2 separate regions of the Mus musculus genome follow, and region 1 is linked to region 2. A link is a loop called in an ENCODE intact Hi-C map of the cell type or tissue named here. Cell type or tissue: left cerebral cortex. All regions are shown on one strand.

What was found. Peaks named below come from ENCODE experiments on the same cell type or tissue, not always from the same donor. Only the 100,000 strongest peaks of a DNase experiment are listed, where the experiment ranks them.
Region 1: a loop joins it to region 2, with 4 times the contacts of the local background. A loop is called at or near these places in 2 of 42 quality-filtered maps.

What each region holds. Positions count from the first base shown.
Region 1 is chr15:64,684,331-64,692,330 of GRCm38, reverse strand. No RefSeq gene overlaps it. Among named protein-coding and RNA genes, the nearest start is that of Gm30691, 58 kb to the right of the region's middle. In left cerebral cortex, a CTCF peak has its summit at 4,945 (motif pointing left); a DNase peak (open chromatin) is centred at 4,938.
Region 2 is chr15:65,330,454-65,338,453 of GRCm38, reverse strand. No RefSeq gene overlaps it. Among named protein-coding and RNA genes, the nearest start is that of Gm23907, 360 kb to the left of the region's middle. In left cerebral cortex, no CTCF peak of the experiment used is centred here; no DNase peak of the experiment used is centred here.

The DNA.
Region 1 (8,000 bases), 650 kb after region 2:
TGTGTGTGTGTGTGTGTGTGTGTGTCCTATGCACTGGTGCCCATGAAGACCAGAAGAGGCCTTCAGATGCCTGGAACTGAAGCTGCAAGCATTTGTGAGCCACCCACCATAGACCCTGCATATACTTGGGTCCTCATCACGGGCAGTAGTCACACTTAACCACTGAGCCAGCATCCAGCCCCTTGAAGCCCATTTTCTACAGTAAAATTGGGGATGATGAACAGTAGGAGTATGACCTGGCCCACTTCAGGGAGATTGTCCTATTGGGTTCTGGGAGTATATATTAAAAACCAAAGCAAGGCTTTGTCAGAAAACTAGTCAAATGATTTTTTTCCACTACCAGCTTCTAGGAGAAAATGGTATTTCTCTCTTTGCAATAAAAGCAAGAAAAAACTTTTCATTTGACCATTCCAATCTTCTTGGGAAAAACAGGTCAATCCATCCATGAGTGAATGATAGAGAGGAGCTTTGTATCAACAAACCCCTCAGTTTAAGGAAACACAAAGCACAACCAAGTCATGATGGACTCTGCTCCTTGTTCCCAGGTCCGCATTTCTCCCACTTTCACAACGACAAAAGCAGATGCCACTTTCTCAAAACAAGCAAAGAGCCTAAACACTATGTCCTAGTTCTTATGAAATCACCCTAGCCCATGTCCTGCTGCACTGTGAGTCATACTGGCTTCGTACTGCTTCTTAGATTGTTGGTTGATCCTGCCCCAGTGCCTCAACCCAGCCTGGTGGTGAACACTTAGGAATAAACATGTATTGGATAACATGGAAACTAGTGACTGAATGACTTGACGCATCATCTAGTCAGCATATGTCGATGGAGAAAAGGAATCACATTTTAAAACTAGTGACTATTAAGCATTTGAAACAATTTTTAAAACTGCACAACAATGTCTAGTGTTCTTAGCTTCTCTTTAGAATTTAAACAATCTGATTTGTGACAACATTCGTAAACCTGGAAGACATTGTGTTAAGTGAAATAAGCTAGAAATAGAAAGCGAAGTGATCTCACGTATATGTGAAACATAAAAAACATGAAACAAATTGAAGCAGGATGCAGAATCATGGATTCCAGGGGCTGGGTTTGGGAAACTGAGAAGGGACTGGGGAAATATTGGTCAGAAGATACAGCATTTTAGAAAGATCAGAGACATTGGTTCAAGACATCTGCTATGCAAATCGGTGACTAGAATCGATAACAATGTGCTGAGTTATTGAAAATCTCTAAGAAACAGAGTTGTGAGTATTTTTTTATAACAACAAAATAACAGTGGTGTGTAGACAAATCTAATTTGCCAGTTAGCACCATTTAGGCATCCTAATATGAATGCCTTTTTTCAAATTCCATGTAATCTACACAAACACATAGAAGCTTTATCTGTAAATGAAAAGAAAGTAAAATAGTTGGAAAATCCCATACTGTAGAGTCTAGGTGCCCATACAGATGAAATTGGATAGAGCTGAATTGCAATATCCTCTTGCAGAGCCCAGAGTAGACCAGAACTCATTCCTAGACAATCGTTTAAAATCATGACTCTGACACATGCCTGGTATGTTGTGGCTTTTATAGACTACGACGGAGAACTCAATTTAGACCTGGCTGCCTCTTGGAACAATAGAACCCTTCCCCTGCCAAATGGGAACTGCCAAGAATATCTAGCAAGATGCTGGGTTCACTACCAGGCAGGGTAGGGAGAAGGCAAGTAGGGAAGTGAGCACAGGGGCTTGGAGAAATCCAGTTAGCTGATTACAATCCAAACTCTTCTCTTTCCTGGACAAGGAGCCTGGGGCAAAGGAATGAAGTGACTCTGTCTACAGTTCCTTGTTACCATAACTACTTACACAGAAACTTGTCACCATGCTGAGAACTGTTGTGCAAAAACAGTCAGCTGTAGCTGCATCCTTGCTCAAGACAGATGTTCAATAGACAAGAGCTAATGTACTCATCACTCACTGATCACCACTTGGGGGGCGGGGGCACGAACCCCTGGGTGTCCATAATCAGGTCATCAGGGCTTCGGCCAGAGACCATTCAGCAGAGTTCAGCAAAGGTTGGGGTTGGAGGAGAAGGTTCTCCAGCAGAAAGAGCTCTCACACATGTGCACATCCCTCTCACTCCGTATAAATATAAAACCGCAGCTCCCAGACAACCAAGCAGCATTTGAGACACACTGCTCGTGCTCAGTGATGCACTCCAGTGCTTCTGACCTTTTTCATCTCGGAATCTTAGCAGCAATAATTGAACATGTTATGGCTGTTAAGTCTGGTGTAAGTCAAGGTCTCTGGCAAAGTATCCTCAGTTCAGTTAAGAGAGTACAGAGTCTCCTTCTCTGCTCTTTACATCCTCGTCTTAGGGTTTTACTGCTGTGAACAGATACCATGACTAATGCAACTCTTATAAAGGACAACATTTCATCGGGGCTGGCTTACAAATTCAGAGGTTCCGTCCAGTAACAAGGTGGGAGCATGGCAGCATCCAGGCAGGCATGGTGCAGGGAGAGCTGAGAGTTCTACATCTTCATCTGAAGGCTGCTAGGAGAAGACTAGCTTCCTAACAGCTAGAAGGAGGGTCTCAAAGCCCACCCCCATAGTGACACATTTCCTCCAACAAGGCGACATCTCCTAAAAGTGCTAATCCCTAAGCCAAGCATATTCAAACCATCACAGTCCTACAATAACACAACCACATAGTTCATTACCCCCTGGTCCAGTACCATTTGGCCTCCTATAACTCACTCCTCTTTCCTAGGCTAAGGACTTGCCTTGGCTCCCTATCAAATGAGAAGCAGCCTCGGTAGCCACCATAGCATATGCTCCATGTAGTTGTGCATACCTTCCCTTCATTCACTTGCCCACCAAACACTTCCAAAGCCCACAGGAGGAAAGAAAGAAATGTTATTGGTCACATATGCCTCTTGTCAAACATGGCAATGGTCCTTCGTGCAGCTATGTCACATGATTCCTACAAAGCACACATAGGTTGGTCATTACTCCTGTTGCACAAAGGAAAATGTAAAAGGTCAGGGTGTCTAGCACATCCCAGAGCTGGAATCTAGACCATGAGGACCTCTGAAGAGCTCAGTGTGGAGTCTAGGGAATAGCTTCCAGATGTTCAGCTGGAGACTGCTGTGAATACCAAGTTTGTTCATCCAAGGGAAATGTGGCTGCCTCGAAACAAGAGTAGCCTCTTTTCTCCAGCCTCTCTGCTCAGACACAGAGGCTTTCCCAGTGGTTATAAGTGAGCCAAAGACAGCCTCTGCACACTGGTTGCTGGATAGGTTATTTTTTCACTAGAGGCTGAGTTCATTAACTTGAAAACTCACACATGCCAAATTTAAATTTTCATACCCCAATCATTTTTTAAATAGCTTACACAAAGCATATTGCAATCACTAGGGCAACCATTTAGGAACTGCTTGACTTGTGCTCTTCACGAGATCATACCCAGTATCTGATGATCTCATGAAACTGAGCCTGTGGCAATAAGATCTCAAACCAATACTGTCCTTCAGAAAGCTGTAACCCAGAGATTCCTCCCTGGGCTGCTGAGCAATGTCACCTATGCCCTTCTAACTCTCTGTTTCCTCCAACAAATCCCGTATGTGCTTTTGCTACAATATGGTCTGTCATAGTTTGAATATCTTGTCCCAGGGAGTGGCACTATTTGGAGGTGTGGCCTTGTTGGAGTAGGTGTGTCACTGTGGGCTTGTGCTTTAAGACCCTCATCCTAGCTACCTGGAAGTCAGTATTCTAGCAGCCTTCAGATGAAGATGTAGTACTCTCAGCTCCTTCTGGACAATACCTGTCTGGAAGCTGTCATGCTCCCACCTTGATGATAATGGACTGAACCTCTGAACCTGTAAGCCAGCCACAATTAAATGTTGTCCTTATAAGAGTTGCCTCGAAACACATGAAACTCAAGAAGAACGAAGACCAAAGTGTGGACACTTTGCCCCTTCTTAGAAATGGGAACAAAACACCCATGGAAGGAGGTACAGAGGCAAAGTTTAGAGCTGAGATGAAAGGATGGACCATCTAGAGACTGCCATACCCGGGGATCCATCCCATAATCAGCCTCCAAACTCTGACACCATTGCATACACTAACAAGATTTTTCTGAAAGGACCCTGATATAGCTGTCTCTTGTGAGGCTAAACCGGGGCCTAGCAAACACATAAGTGGATGCTCACAGTCAGCTACTGGATCACAGGGCCCCCAACGGAGGAGGTAGAGAAAGTACCCAAGGAGCTAAAGGGGTCTGCAACCCTATAGATGGAACAACAATATGAACTAATCAGTGCCCTCCCTGGAGCTCGTGTCTCTAGCTGCATATGTATCAGAAGATGGCCTAGTCGGCCATCATTGGAAAGAGAGGCCCATTGGTCTTGCAAACTTTATATGCCTCAGTACAGGGGAACACCAGGGCCAAGAAGTGGGAGTGGGTGGGTAGGGGAGTGGGGAGGAGGGTATGGGGGACTTTTGGGATAGCATTGGAAATGTAAATGAAGAAAATACCTAATAAATTTAAAAAAAAAAAAGAGTTGCCTCGGTCATGGTGTCTGTTCACAGCAATAAAACCCTAACTAAGGCACAGTTATTGCCTTTTCCTTAATCAGACTAAAAATTCGCACAGCCTTTGAAGCCCTCAGTCTGCTCTCTACAAGAGCTCACAGACACCAGACTTCTTTTAATGACAGTCATGGGTTTCCAAGATGGCTAAACAGACCCCAAATGGAAGTGTGATCTGTGCGACATAAACTTCAGAACGTTACGGTGAGGATGCATAACCAAATAGTGGAGGCAACCTGTGGGCGGGGAGGTTACAGTGAAAACTCCTATCAGAGCAGATCTGCTTTCTGAACCCACTGGAGAGCCTTAGGATTGGGCCTAAGGGCCTCTTCACAGGCACATGCTTTCCTTTGCTGCCATCTTGTGGTAGCACTGGTGAACAGCGTCCTGGAGACCCTAGCACTAGATCAGCTCTTCTGAAGTTAATACTACTCTACAAAGGAGAAAACATTCGGCACCTGACACAGCAGAGGTTTAAGCCGGTTCTGTATTTGCCTTGACCACACATCTTAGAAAGGGAAACGCTGAATTTGAACTTCCCTTTGCCTAAGCCTGTCAGGAGGTCAGGATGGTGTCTCCGAATAAGAGAACACAGACGACAAATTCTAAGACAAGATCACTAAAAGAAATGAGCCCTGGGTCAGGACCGTGGAGACCCCGTATCAGACCTCGACTTTATCACACTGCTCTGCTAAGCTGTTCAGTGAGCAAAAGATGCATATGATCTGTGATCTACTTACTCAGAACTGTTGTTTATTGAACACATAGCATACGTGGTTATTGTGCTAGGAGTTGAGGTCACAAGCTGCCTTAGTGATCGATCATTCGACTCCAGTCATCCTGCCCATGATGAGACAACCTCAGAAACCTCAGATCTTCTGGCTCTGGAAAGTATGCATGCTTTCTCTTCTGCTTCTTTTCACTGCGGGTACTCCTGGACCTTCCTGTCCACATGTCCTTAAGCACTTTAAATTGTTGCCATAGTTAGTCCGTGTAGACAACTGTGCTTCTTGCCTTCTACCCCAGCCATCAGCCATCACGGAACACCCCCGCCAAAAATTATGCTAATGAAGCATCTTATTAGCCATACTCTCCAGACTCTTCTCTAAGCTTCTTTATTTGTCCTTATTGCTGCCTCCCTACACCACCACCCCCTGCTACACGCACACACACACACACACACACACACACACTTCCACAGCCTCATGGCAAACTCTCTGAAATTGACTTCTTTCCTCACCACCTTGTGGCCACAGTGTCCTAATGACACTGCAGCTGCATTGCTCAAAATGGACAGCTGAGAAATGGGATCTTCTGAGAAATTCTCTTCTGTTTTCTTCTGGGCTGAAACCTTTCCTTAACATCTATGTCCCTCTCCTCCAACACATAAGTCAAAGTTGACCTTTTGCCCCCCACTGGGTGTGTTCTTTTTATTCACAATATCAGCTCCCTGTTTTGCAAATGTGTAAACTAATATGCACACTAATGCCAAGAACATATTAATAAGATTTCAATATTTTAGCTTTTATATTTCAATAATTCTTTGCAAATTTCATACATGTACACAATATTTTAATTATATTCAGCCCTACCCTTCCCTCAATTCCCCCAATTCCTCCCAGATCTGTCTGACTCCCGACTTAATATTCTGTTTTGTTTGTTGTGTTTTCTGTAACCCACTGATTCCAATCTGAGCTGTCCATATATTCTTGGGTGTAGAGCCATACACTGTAATATGATCAACACAATAGGAGCCACCTGTTAAAGAAACTAACTGACTATCCCTCCCCAACAAGTCATCGTCTGTCAACAGCTCGACAGCCTGTGGGGTGAGGTGAGAGTTGGGAACCCACTTTCACTCCATGCTGAAGTGTTGACTCACTTGATCTTGTATAGGTCTTGCGCAGGAAATCACTGCCCCTATGAGCCCATAAATGTATCAGTTCCATCATGTCTAAAAGACACTGTTTGTCCTCCCTGACCTCTGGCTCTTCTACCCTCATTTACAATGCTTCCTGAGCCTTTGTGGGAAGGGGAGTGATATAATTGTGCCATCAGTCAATATTATTGACCACACACTTATTTTACTACTTGGTGTAGTTCATCTATATCACCAGAAAACATTTCAAAACTCTGAAACACATTACACAATTAAGACATTAGCATTAATTAGCATTTTAGTTTGTGGTTCATAAAATAATGCTGCTGCTTTTCCCACCAGTTTACCAAACTTGCCAGCACAGTCAGTCATTCAGAACCTGCCCAGAGTCAAGAGGCTCTTTCAACAAAGCCATGGCTGTTTAAGGACTTTCCCATACAGGACTGAAGCTGTAGCTCCGGGAAGGACAGCTAAAGACTCTTGTTTCTCTCCTTGAGTGTACAGCTTTTCAAAACAAATACTTCATAACTCAATGAACACATACCAGAAATCACTGAAGCATTTGCTTTAGAAGGGCAATTTCATGCTACATAAATAACAGCCCCCCAAAAAAGGTATTAAAAAAAAAGCTTGTCAGACTAATCCGAGCACTGGGGAAGCTCTGCAGATCAAGCATAAAGCCAAGGCCTGTGGCAAAATCATGTCTAAGTAAAGAAACCGTGTATAGAAGATGACAGACAGACAGACAGATGGGTGAATGCAGAGATACATGAGAGAAAGGAAGAGAGGAAGAGAGAAAAAGAGAGAGAGAATAAGGAAGGAAGGGGGGAGGAAGGGAGGGAGGGAGAGAGGAAGGAAGGAAGGAAGGAAGGAAGGAAGGAAGGAAGGAAGGAAGGAAGGAAGGAATTAAGGGAGGGGAAAAAAAGAGAAGAGATAACATAAGACAAGATAGGAAAGATGCTTATCAAGTTGAACAGATACCTCAGCACGTAAGGACAGTTGCCACTAAGCCTGAGGACCTGAGTTCAAACCCCAGGACTCACATGGTGCAAGGAGAGAACTGATTCCCATAAGTTCATGTCTGACCTAATTCTGTTTACTCCTTGTCTGCCCGAGCTCATTTGTCAGAGTCCTGAAATAGCTCTCTGGATTATTTTCATCCAATTTTGTTCTTGTTCTGAGTCAAGATCACTCACTCTTCTTTATTAACCACCGTAAACAGCAATCCAAGAGTCCTTTAGAGACAAAATTATGTTAATTGTAACTTAATATGCTAATTGTATTTAGTGTGTGTGTGTGTGTGTGTGTGTGCGTGCATATGTACCCGCATGCCTCATTACGTGTATGCAAGTGTGTATGTGTGCATGTCTTCAAGTCTAAGTCTGTGTGTACCTCTGGGTGTGTTTTGTTCACTTGTGTGTGTGTGCATGTGTGTGTGTGTGTGTGTGTATGTATGTCTGTGTGTATGTGTACTTCTGTGTGTGTGTGTGTGTGTGTGTGTGTGTGTGTGTGTGTGTGTGTACAAGTACCCATATGCCTCT
Region 2 (8,000 bases):
AGAAAGAAAGAAAGAAAGAAAGGAAGAAAGAAGAAAGCAGGCAAGCAAGCTGTTATCAATTCCATGAACGTAGGCTTGCTTTAGAGGTTTGAGGAATAGGATGGTGCTCAAACATATAGACATCAAGTCAGTGAAAGATTTTTGAGAAAAATGATAGCATTTGAAACCTGGAAACAATGGCTTTGACCCGCATGAAAAGAAAGTGAAGGAAAAGGAATGTGATTTCTAGCAAGGAGCTTCTGCAGTCAGGAGCAAGAGGGTTCCTGAGACAGAGTGAGATGTCAGTGAAGATGGGAGAAGGTGTTTGGTTACTACAACCCGAATGCTATGAGATGCCAAAGAACAAACTGTAGCAAATGGAAAAGCATTGGAATCCTTTCACAGTGTGCTCAGTTACCACGTCACAATCAACCCAGCAATCAATGACATTGTGCAACTCCATGTTGCAGATGCTGCACAAATGCCAGCGAGAATGAGGGGAACTGAATCTTCAAGACACATTTCACATAATCTAACAGGGCATAGGTTCAAGCCCTAAAAACCTGCCTTTTACCTGTGAAGTTGGCTCTGTATGCTCCTAAGGACCCCAAGTTTTGTCACTATCTGCCAGTGTTAACCTTCTATTCCTCTGATATCACTTGGGCTGGGGAATAATCCAAAACAACAACTCATAAAGAATGTGCCTGAACTGAGCTATTTACAATGCATACATAAAGACTCCTCTTTTCAACATTGGGTAAAACATGAAAGTGTCCCCATACAGGACTCCAGTTTGTTCTCCAAAGCAGTCTTTACACTGCGTACATAGCCTCAAATGTAATTTTGAAAGGACACACAAATCACATAGTACTGAGTAAAAACCAACATCACAGTGCACCAAAATTCAAGGGAGTGTAGAACTCCTGGAAGAGAAATTTACAGAACTAAATCCATCTATTGGAAACAAGATAACAAGGTAGTATTTCAGCCAAACAACCTCTCTCCTCTAGGACATGAGAAGGGTAGACAAAGCAAACCGCACTACGGTGGAAGTCAAAACTGAAAATGATAAAGTAATAAAAAAATTGAATTAAACAAAAACTTCTGGAACTTCAGAAACATCAATCAAATTCAAGAGCATCTCCAAGAATAAAAAATAAATTCAGAGAGAGAAGACACACATAATCAACTTCAGGAATGAAATTTAGACTGTTGATGTGCTACTCAGCCATTAACCAAGCAACAAAAAAGAAATATAAAAAGATTTATAGTCACAAATACAATATCTTAGAAGAAATGGACCAATATCTCAAGCTTCATTGACTGTTTCTATCACCTATGGGTTTGAATAGATCATTCTGCTGTCTTATGTGTTTGTTTCTATTGAGACTTCCAGTGATTGTGTCTTTTTCTATACATGATGAATTGGTTTTTGTTTTCATTTTACATTTAATGCTTGTTCTGTTTGCTTCTTATCAGTCTGACTTATAATGTGTGAAGTGAGATTTTATTGGATTCTTTGGTCCTAGTGGTTATTTGGTTAATATTTTAAAACTAAATTTGGGAAGATTTTCTAACACAATTTTCAACATATATTTTTAAAAATTTTTGCCTCTTTTGGTATTTAATTATGCTATAAGACATAAGTTCAAATCATTTCCTCTCTTTGGTGTTTCACCCTATTGTGTAATCAAGTCTATATTAATGCTGCATTTTAAGGAGCTGGAGAGATAGCCCAGTCAATAATGTGGTTGTCTATCAAGGTTAAGATCCTGGGTTAAATCTTCAGAACCCACAATTAACGAGGGGTCTGGGAGATTTTACATTTCTAATCCTAGCTCTGGAAAGAATGATAAGAAGGTCCCTGGGGCTGCCTGACCAGCAATCCAGTTTAATTCCTACATTCCAGGTTAATGGGAGATCTTGCCTAAAAGGAAGGTATGCAGTTACTACTGAAGAATGACACCAGAAGAACCATTCACAAAAGGAAATTACAATTCTGAATACATATCCACAATATATAGGCTCATAAATTTTCATAAAACAAATACTACTAGATTTAAAATCAGAGATTAAACCTAACCCTGTTACAGTAGATGACATCAATACTCCAGCTTCACCACTACACAGGCAAACTGTGCAACAATTGGATGAAATAACACTGGAATTAAATAACAAAACAGGTAGAATGTACTTAACAAACTTCAATAGAACATTCTATTCAAATACAATAGGACACATCTATTCAATACCCCTAAGGTATCTTATCTAAAACAGGTCACATATTAGGGCACAATCAAGTCACCATAAATACAGGAATGCTGAAACAATCTCCATTCTAGTAGATCATAAAAGAAAGAAACTAGAAGTCCACAGCAAGAGAAATTATAGAAAATATGTAAACTCTTGAGGTCTAAGCAGTAAGCAGCTAATGAGTGGTAAGTATGACACTGAAAAAAATTAAGAAGGAAATAAAAAAAACCTATAAGTAAATGAAAACACAACATCCCAATATATATGGAATACAATGAAGTTAGTCCTAAGAGTGATGTTTTGGCCCTAAGTGCCTACTCCTGGGACTGAAAGACTGTTCAAAGCTGGAAGTGTCAGACAATATCAAGGAAGCAGTTTGTGAACACAACAGGGCACATATGCACTCACAATTGTGACAACATGCACAAGACCTTCACCTAAACTTATCTCTCCATTGTTTTCACTCTCTTCCTTCATATCACCTCTATCCTATTATATTCCTGGTCTTTCCCTTCAAATCTCAGGGACCATTACAGAAGAGGAGGTAGGAAGATTGTAAGGACCAGAGGTGGGGAGAACCAAAAGGTGTATTTCTTAGACATGGTTGGAACACTGCTTTCATGAATTCACAACAGATGTGTTTATCTGCACAAGACCTTCATTAAAAAAAAAAAAAGTCAGTCGACAAACATTTCAGTATGGAGTCTGCAGGGAGTCATAAAGCCTCCAACCCTAACTGAGAAGACATTACCAGTTGGTAGGTCAAAGAAAGGAAAGATTGGTTTTCTATTAGGGTGTGCTTCCCGGTAAAGTGGATTGTGGAAAACCCTGACTGTGTGGGCACAACAAATTGGACAGGAAAAGATACATGAAGTTAGAGGTGATGGGGAGGTGAGGGGTGGAATTGAGAGGAGTTTGATGGAGAAATACAGGATAAGTGTCATCAAAATACATTGCATGTGTGTGTGAAATTCACAAAAAGTTAATGAAACTGCTGCATTAGAAACAATGACACCTGAGATTTTCCTCTGGCTTTCACAGGTGTATACTATGTATATATGCACACCAACACACACACACACACACACACACACACACACACACACGTACACCTGCTCACTCGCAGATGGGCACATTGCACCCACACAAATACTCACACATACACAATTGCTTTTTTATAGTCAGTGATGAACTCCTGTTGCAACAAGAAATTCAAAATTTACAATGAAAACTTAAAAGTATCAGATAGTTATTATTAGAAATATTCATTGTTTATATACCATAACAAATAGGAACCGAATATGCTCATTTGTTTTTAATTTAAAACATTTCATCTGGTCTCCTGTTTCTTCTCTGTAAGTTTAAGACTTGATGTTACTTCTGAAGGAATCTGTGAGTGATGTGATCTCAAGTTTTGTTTTGCTGATGATATCACCATCTTTTATCACTTTTGAATGTTGTCTGAGCACTATGATTGCCTGTAGATGAGAGGGATGTAGGCTGTAGAATCAGACTGTCTGGATACGATTCCCAGTTGTAATATACAGCAAACATTTTTTCAATGCTATTTTCTAGTTATTTGTTTTCTTTGAACTATATTAGATTTATTCTTGTGCTTCCTAGTCTTAAAGCTAGTCATCTTTGTTCAGCCCATTTATTCTTAAATTTTCATTTGCATAAACATACTGCATTTTGAATATAGGCAATAATAGTATCTTCAAATAATGTCGGTGCAGTATATTTCAGGCTTTCTGAAGTCAAGACCACAATAGAAATTACTTAACATTTATTCTGTTCTTGATATGCATTGCTCTATGCAACTCCATTAGCAACTCAGCAATTCCAGAAGGTCAGAAGAACTAGTTCATACTTCACAAATGTCACAAGAGTCAGGGGCTGTGCATATTGATGATTTCTCCAAACATTACACAATAGGTTTATCACATGTCCTTGACCCACAGTTATCAAATAGTACTGTCACATGGCTCTAGAGCGCTTTCAATGACAGGTGCTGATAACAAGTCACAGAGAAGACTTACAGTGGCAGAATATCACAATACTAGCAAAAGTGACAAGGCCATAACTATTTTGAAATCAAAGCAATTGAAATTATCATGTAAGCACAAACACGTACTCCCCAGTCAAGACGTTTACCACCTATATATGCATATTCATGAAGAACTGTTGCTTGTTGATTCACTTGAGATTTGTAGGAGTGATAAAGCAAAGGTATTCTTGATAGCCAGTTTATTATAACAAAATGAAGCATCATGAGGTCTATCTAAATGAGTGAAGTACAAATGTATGTACCACGAAAATGCTTATCACCACAATACCAAGTACATAACCATCATGCCAAGCAGCCTAAGCAGAATTAATGCACCTCAGGTGGCACTAAACAATTTCCAAAACTTACATTTGAGTTCTGCAGCATTAGTTAATTTTCAGGGCTCAAGTGCTTTCCAGACATTCTTGTGACAAGTATGTTCTCTGACTGTAGTCTTGCTCTTCATCATCTTACTGTTTTTGGTGGGGAAACAAAAAGGGTTGCCGATAAACTACAACTCCTCAGATTCTTTTCTTTTATGATAGTTTGTTCGTTTTTGGTGTCACCTAGCAAAAAACATTACATAGTGTTGTACCAAAAGATGTTTTTCTGTCTTTTCTTACTTCTTCAGTGACATATTTAATGTTTGTTCTTATATTTACGCTTACCTGAAGTCAAGTTTTGCATGTAATCTGAAGTAAGAGTTAAGGCTTTCTTCTTTCTTTCCTTTTTTCTTTTTTTCTTTTTGTTCACTGAAGCATATATCACATCCTAGTAATTCTAGCAAAGTTATTGAACATTAATGCCTTCTCCAAGAATTACCAGATATTTTGTCAATGAGCAATTGACTATATCTGTATGGTTCTACATTTGGGATCTACTCTGTGCATCTGGTTGTTTGGCTATCTTATGCCAGTTCACAATTTTGAGAGCAATTTCATTAGCAACAAGAGATATTTAACAACATTTTAGTCTTTCACCCTCTATTTCAGACAGAAAGAATTCATGATACCTTTCACAGAGAACCTGCTTCAATAAAGCATGTACTATTAAAAGTAACTATTTTAATTTTGTTAACATTTATTTATTGTGTATGTATATGCACATGTATGTGTGAATGGAGGATAACCTGTGGGAGTTTATTCTCTCCACCTTGTGGGTTTAAAGGACCAAACTCTGCTAGTAAGGCTTTGTTGGCAAATGCTGAGGCATCTTGTCGAACCTACAAACTATTCTATTTATCTACAGTGTCAAATGGTTTATTAATCTTGCTTACTAGACAAGTTAGAGGAGCAGGAAAAGAAAATGAAAGAACTCTACAAACCCCAAACATATTTTATGCTATTGACTAATCCTCAGTAAAACAGTTTATGCTTCCTAGTCACCCTTGGAAATAAACTTTTCACTGTATTTGAGGAATATAATCAGTATTTAGTGATAGATGGGGATGATAAAGGCCTCTCATGTTAAGGTCTTGGCATATATTCAATTATTTAGTTCTTACCACAATATGTGAAAAGCTTTATTTCCATCTTAAGTTAGATGAAATCTAATATGGATTGTGTCTGTAAAAGTCATATGCTAATCTTTAGTATCATCCCAAAAGCCTGGACCAATAGCAAGGGAGAAAGAATTGGTTAAAGCAATTGTGTGTGTAGGGGGGTGGGGTTGGTAAGTTTTCAGATACTTGACTTTTAGAAAATGGTTACTTTCCAGACACCACTCAAGCATGTATAGGCCAAGACTAGTCACTTAAATATAAAATACAATCTGAGCTGAGATGAAAGGATGGACCATGTAGAGACTGCCATAGCCAGGGATCCACCCCATAATCAGCATCCAAACGCTGACACCATTGCATACACTAGCAAGATTTTATTGAAAGGACGCAGATGTAGCTGTCTCTTGTGAGACTATGCCGGGGCCCAGCAAACACAAAAGTGGATGCTCACAGTCAGCTAATGGATGGATCATAGGGCTCCCAATGGAGGAGCTAGAGAAAGTAGCCAAGGAGCTAAAGGGATCTGCAACCCTATAGGTGGAACAACATTATGAGCTAACCAGTACCCCGGAGCTCTTGACTCTAGCTGCATATATATCAAAAGATGGCCTAGTCGGCCATCACTGGAAAGAGAGGCCCATTGGACTTGCAAACTTTATATGCCCCAGTACAGGGGAATACCAGGGCCAAAAAGGGGGAGTGGGTGGGCAGGGGAGTGGGGGTGGGTGGATATGGGGGACTTTTGGTATAGCATTGGAAATGTAAATGAGTTAAATACCTAATAAAAAATGGAAAAAAAAATACAATCTGTTCAATTGGTTTCACTTTTAACTCTTTCTACACATAGTTTACTGGGATTTCCAAAGATTCTGATTCCTGAAGGTGAACTTTGGCATGGTCCCTATGTCCATATCAAGGGGATATATTCAGTATTTGGGAGAGGTATTTTGTATTATTAATTTATGATATATAACTCATACTTGACCATTGTATAAATGATAAATATTTCTAAAGTTTCTCACTACTCTTTTACCTTGAGTATATCTAGTTCAACAGTGAATTTTTAATTATTCTAATATTTATTTAAATGCCTCTAAAAATTACAAAGTCACTCTATAGTGTTCTTCTCTTTAGGATATTTAAAGGTCTCTTTGAGCTATTTGGATATTCTTCCGTGGTACATTCTACACATGATTATTTTTCTCTTCCTGCACTAAGTTTTATACTTGTGCAGAAAACTGTTCAGATCTTAGCTGTTTCTCTTCCATTCTCCTCTCCAGCTCTCTGTCCCTGGTGCCTCATTCTTTTCTCCCCTTTACTCCTATTGGTTAGTTATTGCTGCTCATAGAAAGGTGTCCTGTTTTAATATAATCCCCAGGTTTCTGTAGATTTGCATTCTTTGAAATTTTCTTTTTTGCATTTTTGCTTATTTTTGAGATTGTAATTTAAATACATTTCTCCTTTCCATTTCCTTCTTCCAAACCCTCCAGTATATCTTTCCTCATTCGTTCCAAACTTTTTAATTATATTTTAATCTCCAAGACGGGATTTTGTGTATTTTAAAAGCGTTCCTCTATTCGCTGATGATTTTGCTGTCCTCCTGATTTTATTTTAAATTAGCAATGTTGTCATTTAGCTCTTTGAAGATATTAATTCTAGTCAGAGTTCATCATTTATAGGTCTGTAATTTCACCATATGGTATGAAACTCAGAGTCACCATCTAGCCAGGATAGCCTTTCCTCGGTCTTAGTGACAGGATCTGCACTTATTCCAAAGGTGTCAGCAGCCATACACTGATCTCCATATGTCTACCATCATCCTGTTCTTAATGATGGACACTCTATGGCATAGAGCCTATGTTCTCTTATTTTCCTATTTAGCCCTCTCTACGATTAGTGTAGTTTCAAATTCCTATGAATTATCTCTTCAGGACCAGCTAAGCTTTTCTTACAAAATACTTCCAGTATTTTGTAAGAAAATGATGGTTTATATTCTATTCCTAATAATAACTGCTATTAGCAGTTCCAAACCTATGCCCCCATTTAAAGTATTTGTTATAATGTGCCTAAGTCTCTGAATGAAAAGCACGGTAATCACTTCTGCTTATTTGGGAAATTTCATTCTGTAGAAGCCTCATAGATCCCTACAGAATACATTACATTATGACTCTGTCCCAGAAGAGTCAATAGAGGAAACTATGTTTCCATCACTTCTGTGCA